2 separate regions of the Homo sapiens genome follow, and region 2 is linked to region 1. Evidence: chromatin contacts called from ENCODE Hi-C or POLR2A ChIA-PET data. All regions are on one chromosome and are shown on one strand. Each heading gives the region's core, a stretch centred on a gene start or an enhancer-like site at or near the end of the contact. The rest is flanking DNA. Distances are from core to core; before and after follow the strand shown. Region 1 overlaps LOC105378426 (a long non-coding RNA gene). Region 2 has its middle 260 kb from the start of LINC01375.

Region 1 (5,292 bases), core at 1,502-4,001:
TGAGAATGATGTAATTATGGATGCACGTATAGAGATATCATGGTGGTATTAAAACACATCTACAAATTCTCTAACACAGTTCCCATGAAGACATGGAGTGGACATCCCTTCCCTTCACAATTTGCCCTGACCTTTTGACTGCCTGGGTGAACAGAATGTGTCAAAGTGACACTGCATGGCTTTTGAGTCTAGGATCTAAAAGCCCACCCAGCTTATGCTTATTTCTCGTGGAAACACACTTTGAGAATCTTCAGCTGGCAAGTAAGCAATACAGTAACTCAAATTACCTTTTATAGAGATGGAGTGGGGGGAGAGAGAGAGAGGGAGAGAGAGAGAGAGAGAGAAAGAAAGAGAGAGAGAGAGAGAGATGTCTGAGTTCCAGTTGGTCCAGCTGCCAGCCTCCAAATTTTGAGTCTTCTTTTCCAGGTACCATTTGAGTAAAGAAACCCTGAAGAAGATTCCAGCCCTAGCCATTGTCTGCCTGCAACTGTGTAAGAGATCCCAAGCATGAACTACCTAACTGAGCCCTGTCAACCCTCAGAATCTTGAGAAATAATAATAATAATTTATTATTATTTTATCCACCATTTTTGTTCGTAGAGGACCAGACAATCAGAACAGAGCTTAACACCTAAGGTATTATTTTAAGTATTTCATATATTTAACTCATTTGCTCCTCACAACTCTGTTACTTTTTCCATTGCACAGTTTGGATAGTTGATGTACAGAGAAGTTAAATGTATCACCTGGCCTTTTCTCCATGCAACAAATAACTCCCAGATCTAGCAATGTAAAATAATAATTCTGTTAATCTGGGCCTGGTTTGGCTGATCTTGGTTGGTGCCACTTATGTGTCTGCAATTAGCAATTGGCTTACTGGGGCCTGGGGAGTCTGCAACGGCCTCATTCACATTCCTGGTCATTGACTCCTCATCTGGGAGGGGGTGAGTGGGCCATGTGATCTTTAATTCCCTTGCAGATTAATCTGGCCTTGTCCTCATGGTGGTGGCAGCATTCCAGGAGAACAAGTGAAGCATTTCAGGGCTCCTGAGGCCTAACCTTGGGGGTGGATCACTTTTGGTTCTGCCATAGTTTGTTCATCACACCAGGTCAAAAAGCCAGCCCAGATTCATGGCATGAGGAAATAAAATCTGTCTCTCAATAGCAAATCACATTGCAAAAGGCAGGGTTATAATGAAGGAGATTCTTGGGGCCATTTTGCAACAATAGGCCACGTTAGGTAACTTGCCCATTGTCACGCAGGTCACAGACAGCAGAGCCAGGATCTGAACCCAGGTACCAGGGCTCCAGAAGGCATACTCTTAACCACCTCACTACATTGCCTCTGAGTACATGAGAGCTATTGTTAGGTCTTGGTGAAATCCACCTCAAAACATAAGCTGGCTCCTATATCAAATGAGAGACCCAAGGTTTTCATAATATGTCACAGCAGATAGCTTGAATCTCTGCTTAACCACTTACCAGATGTTATTCTTGGGTAAATTACTCAAACTCTTTGAATCTCATTTTCCTCACATGAAAAATGATAGTTTTGGTAAGAATTATACTAGACAATAAGGTACAGTCATTTCTGCTAGAACACAGCATATGCCTTCCTAAAAATCACCATGCTATGCAAAATCACACAAGAAACCACAGGCTCATGAGAAAAGTGGGATTAGAGGCACAACACTAAAACATCAGTGACACATGCAAAGAGATGATAGGACTTTAATGAAATGGTGGTGCTGTTTTATGTGTGTTAAATGGTTAGGAAATACATACATAGTACAATAAATACGGCCCTTTACTTTAAAAAAGATCCAAAGTTTGCTTGTGCAACTGGGTGTCAATAGGGTTCAGCTTGTGAGTTATTGTGGCATGATAGATGCAGCACTATCCGAAATTGGCCAAAAAGTTTTAACACTGGGTGTGGACAATGTGACTCATCACATATGTGGTGAACTGAGGCAGCTGGTAGATGTTCAAAGTGTGTTCCTGCATATATTTTGTGTATTCCTAAGCAGTTTGCTTCATCTGAGTGCCATTTTCTGTATTCGATTGGTGTTTCTTGAGGAAAAAAGTTGTGCATAAGCAAACAAAATTCACATTATGTTCAAGTTGTTCCCTAATATATCATTTCATTCTGGAACAAGTTTCTGTTTTCAAAACAAGTATTATAACAAAATTGCCCATGAGTGGTTAGCATGCATATAGCTCTTATTTCCACTCAATAAATATTAGCTCATTACTCTTAATAATGAGGCCTCATTGACTGTAAAAGAAACACATATTGTATTCAATGGTATTAATGTAGGTGAAGAGAGGATGCATGGGTGTCTGGCAAGGAATATGCAAAAAGTAAGGCCAGTGAGCAAGAATTGTCAGTGTGTTTCCAGCACCGGCCGGCGAATCCAAGTGTCCTGCTTTCTTGGCAAGTAAATCTCAATTTGAAAATGGATGTGTCAGGCCTAATGGCACTGGTGATTAAGGTCATCCAGCTTCCTCCTCCTGCTCCCAGTCTGGGCTCACTCGGCAAACTCCTGATTATGACCTACCCTCTCATGTCATTGCAAGGCTGTGTTCTCCTGCTGACATAAACATTCTGGACCACTTGGCAATTACATTTCTTAGAGTGAATTGCAAAATTGGCACTCTGCTTTGTACATTGGTCTCTTGTAAATTCCCAGGGATTAATCAACTACAAGTACACTGACACTTTGTATTTTCTGGATCTGCAAAGCTAGGGAGCAGATGCTGGAATGCCATGACCTGCAAAATGACTGTGCCCTACCACGCCTGCCAGCTGCCTCCCCAGATGACACATTCACCCGCTCTCGAACTGCAAGTGCTGGCACATAACTGCCTCAGATCTGGACAAATGTACGTGTGGGATGTAAGACAGGTTTTTTCTAAGGTCCCTTCTCTTACAGAATTAGAATCAATTTCTTCCTTCACTAGTAATTTATTTCAATAGCTAGGGTCTGAACTTCAAGCATAGCATCTCTACTTATAACAACTTAGATTTTGGGTAGCTGACTTGACTTTGAATGAATTTGCACCTGCAAATACTGATTTTTCTCTTTCTTTGGTAGGTAAATTACCTTAAAAGTAAAAGACTATGACATTCAGAGGTCTACTCTATTCCCTATTCATCTTGAACCAAGCTTGAACTAACAAAAGCACATATGATTAATGTCATCAAAGAAAGAACTAAAATATAAATAGACCCTTTTATTTTGCTTCATTGCAATAGTGTCAGACATCTAACTCCATGACTAGTTCTGAAATGCACCACTTTTGAAGATGCTAGGTTTGCAATCTTTTTTCTTACCAATTGAGTGAATTTGTAGGTTTTACCTATGGATGAATGTATAGTAGTATAAATAAACTGGATATTTGCAAATGTTTATTGTAGTCTGAAGGCAAAAATAATTATCCATTTCGGCAAGTTGGAACCGTAACCATCACCTGAAATGTTCAAAACCTGTAAAGATCAGTATTATCAATATCTGTCATCTCATAAGAATGCCTTAGTGTTTAAGCTAATTCAATTATAGTTTGCATATTTCTAGAATGAAACACCATCTTTTATGATATAATGTGCTAAGGATATAATAATTGTATGATCTTTGGCCTCCAAGAGTATGAATCTGACTGAAGCAATATTCAAATAAATTAGTCATTCAATCACTAATTCATTTATTTAACAAACTCATGTAGAGAACTTGAGGGCTAGGAATTGTTTTAGACATTGAGATTGCAACCATAAACTTGAGAGACAAGGTCTCTGTTTTGGTGAGAGGAAGTACACAAATAAACAAGATAATTTTAGATAGCCAAGAGAGCAATGAAGAAAATAAAACAGGGTGAATTAATGCAGAATGAGTAGGGAGGATTAATGCAGAATGAGTAGGGAGGATGGTACTTTAGCTGGGATTATTAGGGATGGTTTCTTTGAGTAGAAGACATCTGTGCTGAGATCTGAATATCAGCACATGGCCGCTATGAGGATCTGAAAGACGTAGTCAAGGGCTTCAAGACTGCGATAAGTCACCAGGAGCACTGGCTCACGTCTATAATCCAAGCACTCTGGAAGGCAGAGTGAATGAGACTCAGTTTCAAAAAATAAAAATGAAAAGAAAAAAAAGACCATGATAAGTGACATAATTTGGATATGTGTCCCTGTCCAAATTTCAGGTTGAAATGTAATCCCCAATGATGGAGGTGGGGACTGGTGGGAGCCGATTGGATCATGGGAGCAGACTTCTCAGGAATGATTTAGTACCATCCCCTTGGTACTGTTCTTGTGACAGTGAGTGAGTTCTTATGAGATCTGGTTACCATAGCTCAAAAACAGGCATAGACAATGCATACACAAATGAACGTGGCTTTGTTCCAATTAAACTTTATTAACAGAATCAAATATCCGTCACATTTGGCCTGCTGGCCATGGTTGGGCAAACTCTGGTCTAGATATAACCATTTTCAGCACTTCCAAGTTTCTTCTTTTTCTCCTTTGTTTCTTATTCCCTATCTCTTCATTCTCATTCTTTTGGTTTTGTTAGTCTTAATCTTTGAAACCCCGATATTTTTCTTACATTACTTAAATCATTTATAGTCTCATCAACTATGATATTCCAGAAAATCAATCTGCTTGAAGATTTGGTTGGATGGCCTATGATAGTGACTTGCCCAATACCACACCACCTTCTTGGTGAAAAGTGTACAAAAGTATTCATTTCTCACTTACTGCTCTATCTTCTGAATTAGTTTTCTGGCACAGAAAAACTGATTACAAAGATAAGGAGTCATATATTATTAGTTATTGTCTCCAACTGCTATGTAAAATCAAATAGCAAGTTCTATTAACTCTTCCTCATGAAGTTTTCTATCCATCTATTGAGAATAATCTTGGATGATCTACGTAAGATTGGATCCAACCAGAAAAGAAAATAATGTAAATGTTTAAAATTTAACAGAGTGAATTGATATCACCAGTGATTAAGCTATGAAGTTACATAGGGATCAGTGAGACCACTTAGAGATTAGCAACAATAAGAAGCTTCTACCAACCATACTCAAGGTTGGGCTGGGGACAGAGGAAGGAGTTGGGGTTACCGAAGCCAATGACACAAGGGCCTGTGAAACAAAGTGAGAGAGCAGGATGGAGGAAGGGCAAGGTGTAAGTCTGAGGGGAACAGACCCAGGATCTGTTCATCCACTCTGCCTTTTGCTACCATGCTGGATCAGGTACTCATTGCCTTACACATGATTGACTTGGATAACATC
Region 2 (5,451 bases), core at 2,475-4,974, 47 kb after region 1:
ATTTTGAGAGATCCTGGAGGTTAGAACTTCAACATATCTTTTTTTGGGGGGACATAATTCAGCCCATAACACCATCCCCTTATTTTTTTTTTAACAACTCCTGTTTAGAGTCTATATTCACCTCATTACTCATTCCTGACTCCTGATTTTCTCTTGTATGTATCACCCAGTTCTTACACTTGGGATTAGAAGTTGGCATGTTGTTTATACAGAGTTGAGACAAACAAAAGCCTCAAGGAGCTGTCTGGACATTTTTATCTAGGCCTTTGTGTTACTATGAGCTGCCTGGCATTTACAGCTATGTCTTGGTGTTCTCTGGTTAAACAACTTCACAGAACAGCAACATCAGACAAAGTTACTGTGAACATGATCAATCAAGACAAAAATAGGGCCACTCTATAATCATGCCTGAACACAAAGCAAAATACAAACACTATCCAAACCACACAAATGACCAAATATCTCTCTATCTTGACAATAGAAGTGACTGCTGCTTTTTTTCTTCTTTTAACCGATTACTGCTTTGTCTTGGTCTAGGCATCCCTCCTTCTAGGTAAGATTAATTAAGGTAAATAACTAAAATTACCCTAACTTTCTAAGAGGATGTAATCCAGAGCAAAGCCTCACATCTTTAAATCCTCCCTGTCACGTAACACAACCCCAAATCTTATAGTAAATTCTTTCTAACACCCTCTTCCCGAGACACTCCATGTTTCCATGGTGTACATTCTCACTGCAACAAGTAATAAACCCAACTTGTTCAACTATGAGTGTGTTCCTGAGGATATTTGACTGGAGGGCATTCACGGCATTTTAATAATACAAATTAGCTAAAATGTGATAACTGAATTGGAGACATGTTTTACATGTGGAATATATCAACCTAACAAATGATTGCTGTTCAGATTATACTGCAAATAGAAAAATGCAGGTATAAAAAAGGTTGTATTTGCAATATTATTAATTGCTATACATATCTAGCGTTCAATTCCAGTCATGTTTCTTTTATTTTATAAATGAAATCAAACTCAAGCTTTGATACCACAGTATGGTGTCAGATCTAGTCTCTCTCTTTTTTTTCATGTCACCTTCCTTTGAATGGTCAAAAAACCTAGTAAATGTATTGAATCCATGAGGAATGAGATCTATCCAACTTCCCCATCCAATTGTGGGATGGGAGAGGGAAGGCCTAAAATATAATCTGGCCAATGCCACTACTTCTGGCTGCCCTGAAGCATCACGGTTGGAAATTCATCCTATCCTGTGAGGTGAGGTGGTCAGAACTCTTTGAGGCAAGATGACTCCAATCCCTCAGCACCTTGCACCACCAAAAGTATTCTTATCTTGGTTCTCCAGGTCGCAGCTGTTAGTGCTTGAGTCCTTCAGACCCAGCAACAGCCATTCCACTGCAGTGTTAGCCACATCAGGACTGCAGTATTAGAGGTATGTCAGGCACCTGCCCCTTATGGACTGAAACCACTCTCCTTTTCCCTTTGTAAAGAACTGTCTCTCAAGGGTGGGTAGCTCATCTTATTAACTCACCAATGTCTCTTTACGTTCATTGCCCTGACAATGTGAGAATACTCAATCTCTAGAGAGTTCTTAAATTTCCACCCCTTTCTGGGAGGGAAGGATCTTTTGCCTCAATGAGAAGAAGCTTTCCCAAGGATGACATGGGGACTTTCTAAGCTTCTCTCAGTGGAGCAGACAAGAAAGGAAACCTTTTTAATAATGTATTTAAACACTCAATGGGGTCATACTGTGGCATATGTGTGATACAGTAACAGAAAGCTGCTTTATTTTGGGGCGGCTGCTCACTTGGAATTGTTTTCTTTAATTTACATTGGAAGTTGAGTTCTGTGGTGCGGTTTATTTTGATAATTTAGAAAATCAACACATTTTGCCAATATTTTGTGCTATCCCAATTTTTTTATTTTAATTAGGTTTGCTCTACTCAAATTTTGTCATCACATTATTATCTTTAGCTTTAAATAACAATGTATCCTTGTAGTCTTAAAAATATTATTCAAATGTTTTCTAGGAAAATCAAATTATCATTGAAAGTTAATATATCCTTAGCTCTTAGCTCTTTTTCCGCAATGAAACTATTATTTTTACAATGTAATTTGTAATAAATGTGATACTATCTACGTGACATCTATCAACAACAATTAGAACAGAGAATATTACTGCTTATTTTAAACCTGGTCAGGACTTTGTCCCTGACTACCTTTCCCCTCTTTCCCTTCTTGCTACCCTGGCGGAGTACCTCATTCTCAGATAAAAGTTTCACTATCAAATCATTGGCTTCTGTACAAGTCTTTTGAGGGGAACATTTTGGGTGGATTGCCATTATTTATCCAAATGTTACTTTACTTGTATGAGTCCATTCTCACACTGCTATACTATAAATAACTGCTCAAGACTGGGTAATTTACAAAGAAAAGAGGTTTAACTGACTCACAGTTCCACATGGCTTGGGAGGCCTCAGGAAGCTTATAGTCATGGCTGAAGGGGAGGCAGACACATCTTACATGGTGGCAGGTGAGAGAGCACATGAGGGAGGAACTGTCAAACACTTATAAAACCATCAGATCTCATGAGAACTCACTCACTATCATGAGAACAGCCTGGAGGAAACTGTCCCCATGATCCAATCACCTCCCACCAGGACCCACCCTTGACACATGGGGATTATGGAGATTACAATTCGAGATGAGATTTGGGTGGGGACACAGAACCAAACCATATCATTACTCAACTGCAAAATAACTAAGGTCTATTTTACAAGGGATTGTGCAAGCAGAAAAACATTTCTATGATACTATTAGCAAGTGAGACCTCCTTTGCTTAAAAGTGCTTCTTAATGTCCAAGCAGGGAGCAAGCCTGAGAAGATGGGCCTTAGAATAGGTTGATTTTTGCTGGAACCAGAAAGAAGTAGAGAATGCAAGTTCCCAGACATCAGTTTGTAAGAGTGGCTGGGATAAAGGGAGTGGCAGTTTATAAGAGTAGCAGTTTGTAAGAGTGGCAGGAGTGATGGGGAGATGGGTAAAGGGTAAATAAATCAAAATTAATTTGTTTACTAGTTTTGATTTGGCTTTTTCCAAAACTTGAGTTTGTCTACAGTAGCATTTAGTGTCTTTTAAAATCATTAACTAAAATTAATTAAGAAAATCAATTGTGTCAGGTGTGGATTTTTTTTAATGGAATTAAACTAAATAATATTCACTCTCTTTGCAACTCCTGACACATCTTTCCTGATTATTATTATTATTTTCAAAGACTATTTTTAAAGCAGTTTTAGGTTCACAGCAAAATAGAGAATATACAGAGATTTCCCATGTAGTCTCTGCCCCCACACATGCATAACCTCCTTCATTATCAACATACCCCACCAGAGTGATACATTTGTTATTGGTGATGAACCTAAAGCAATATAATATAATCACCCAATGCCCATAATTTACATTAGAGTGCACTTTTGGTGTTACACATTCTATGGTATTGGACAAATGTGCAATGACCCATATCCATTATTAAAATATACAGAGTATTTTCACTGCCCTAAAGATCCTCTATGCTCTGCCACTTCATTCTTCCACCACCCCAACGTCTGTTTTTTTCATAAAACTTTGAGTTAATTTAGATTTGTAGTACATAGCTGTAATCTATGTAGATCAGATTACAATCTGTAGAAAGCTGGGAGACATGTTCTGTCTCACCCATCACTGATCTCATCCTTATGGAATGCGATTTTAGCCCTGGTGAAATCCAGCTGGGATCATAGAAAAACACATTTCCCTGATGCTTTCAACTCACTCTCTGTTCCTGGATAGTATTTATTTATTTCTGTTCTTTACAATCAGACGTAGTACAGAGAACAGCTAATAGGATAAACACAACGTTTCTTTTCTGCTCTATACTGATTCCAATGAAAATTGAATTCCCGATTCTCTGACAAAAAATATTTCATAGGAATTTTGACCCTGAATCTCATGTATTATATGCTTTTAAACTAAGCTATATGCATATATATTGTTCAAATTAGCAGAATCTTCAGGCATTTTCCTTTTTTCTGTTATGTCATATTCTTATAACCAGGAACCTCAGTTTAAAAAATATTTTTTAATTATCCACATTATTTTTCTTCGTTTCCTCCCCTCTCACCTCTTCATTCCTTCCCTCTCTAAACACTCCCCTCTGGCAATGCATACTTACCTGACTATACTCTTGCCTAAGAAATCCCAGAGGCTAATCTTGCAACAACCTAGGCACGGAAACCCTGTTGTGGAATCCGCCTACTTTGGGAAAGTTGTGAACAATGAGTCCACCACCAACAGGCCAAAGTCAAGATAATGCCGACCAGACTTCCTGATGGGTGATTGCCCAAGATAACCATCAGAATGAAGACACGTAGACCCTGCACCCTGCACAACTCCTCATGTCTCCCATGCCAAGTTTCCCTTTAAAAACCCTATGGTAAATTTTAAAATTTAAGACAGTACTTTAAAATGTCAAATTACCATCTTCTTGGTTTGCTGTCTCTCCAATTAAACCCACTTTTCTGCCCACCAGCCCTTGCCTGTCATGTTTGGCTTTCAAGTGGCAAACAGCCAAACCTGGGTCCAGTTACATTCTGGTAATATAAAATTGCTCTATTTGCAGAATTATTACTTCAAAAAATGCTTATTTATATTGCTCAGGAATTTGAATTAAAATATCTCTTTATTAAAGCACCATCAATAATGAATTTTCATCTGAAGGCAAGATTTCAGTGAACAGAATAATATAAATATTTAGTTTCTTTTTTGACATTTTGTTACTTTCAGTTTTATGATTTCTTTTGCATTTCAGTGCTTGACAAGTACAGCATTCTAATATACCTTTAGAATAATAAATTCAGTGACACATATCTCAAATAGTAGAGACATGATTGAAAAGTCATGGAACTAGTTGGCAGATAAGTTATTTCAAGTTTTGTTCCTGTTACGTATAAGCTATGTGATCATTGGAGGGTTACTTAAACTCTCAGATCCTCACTTATTTTGCTAAAAAAACACCAATAATAGTTATCTATGTAGAGTTATTGTTAGAATTAGGGATAATGTGTATAATGTAGTAATGAGCTTGACATATTTAGATATTGACTAAAAGGAAGCATTTACATGAAATCCTTGGACAATGCATTAGGCAACCTGTGAGAGGAGTCCCAATGATCCTTGCTTCCTAGTGTTCCTGGCCTTAGGCAATCTCTTCTTCTTTGGGGTGGCTGGAATTATTGCCTTGCTTCTAATGAATAGAATATGGAAGAGTGTGCTCCCCCTCACAGCTCTGGCGTCACTTGCCTTGGGGGAAGCCAGCTGCCATATTGTAGGGCAGTCCTATGGAGTAGCCCATGGGGTGAGTGACCAAGGCCTGTCAACAGCCATGTGAATGAGCTTGTACACAAA

Evidence for each region. Hi-C counts contacts between places; a loop is a spot of excess contacts on that map. ChIA-PET counts read pairs that join two places held with the same protein, here RNA polymerase II (POLR2A).
Region 2: a loop to region 1 is called in a map of mammary epithelial cell, with 2.0 times the contacts of the local background. The contact joins two enhancer-like sites. A Hi-C loop is called at or near these places in 4 of 168 maps with a recorded cell type or tissue (DLD1, MCF 10A, endothelial cell of hepatic sinusoid and 1 more). POLR2A ChIA-PET finds 5 or more read pairs at or near these places in 2 of 52 experiments (MCF 10A and activated T-cell).

Annotation. Positions count from the first base shown.
Region 1 is chr10:90,172,805-90,178,096 of GRCh38, forward strand. LOC105378426 (a long non-coding RNA gene) reads left to right here. Exons shown (of 4, transcript XR_946198.3): 1 at 1-261; 2 at 427-491; 3 at 601-636; 4 at 2,744-3,421. Among named protein-coding and RNA genes, the nearest start is that of LINC01375, 220 kb to the left of the region's middle. Within about 2 kb of position 2,752, at least 2 of the 41 ENCODE cell types and tissues checked have a DNase peak (open chromatin) inside an H3K27ac peak, as active enhancers do; they include mammary epithelial cell, where a contact is called at or near this core.
Region 2 is chr10:90,218,832-90,224,282 of GRCh38, forward strand. No RefSeq gene overlaps it. Among named protein-coding and RNA genes, the nearest start is that of LINC01375, 260 kb to the left of the region's middle. Within about 2 kb of position 3,725, at least 3 of the 41 ENCODE cell types and tissues checked have a DNase peak (open chromatin) inside an H3K27ac peak, as active enhancers do; they include mammary epithelial cell, where a contact is called at or near this core.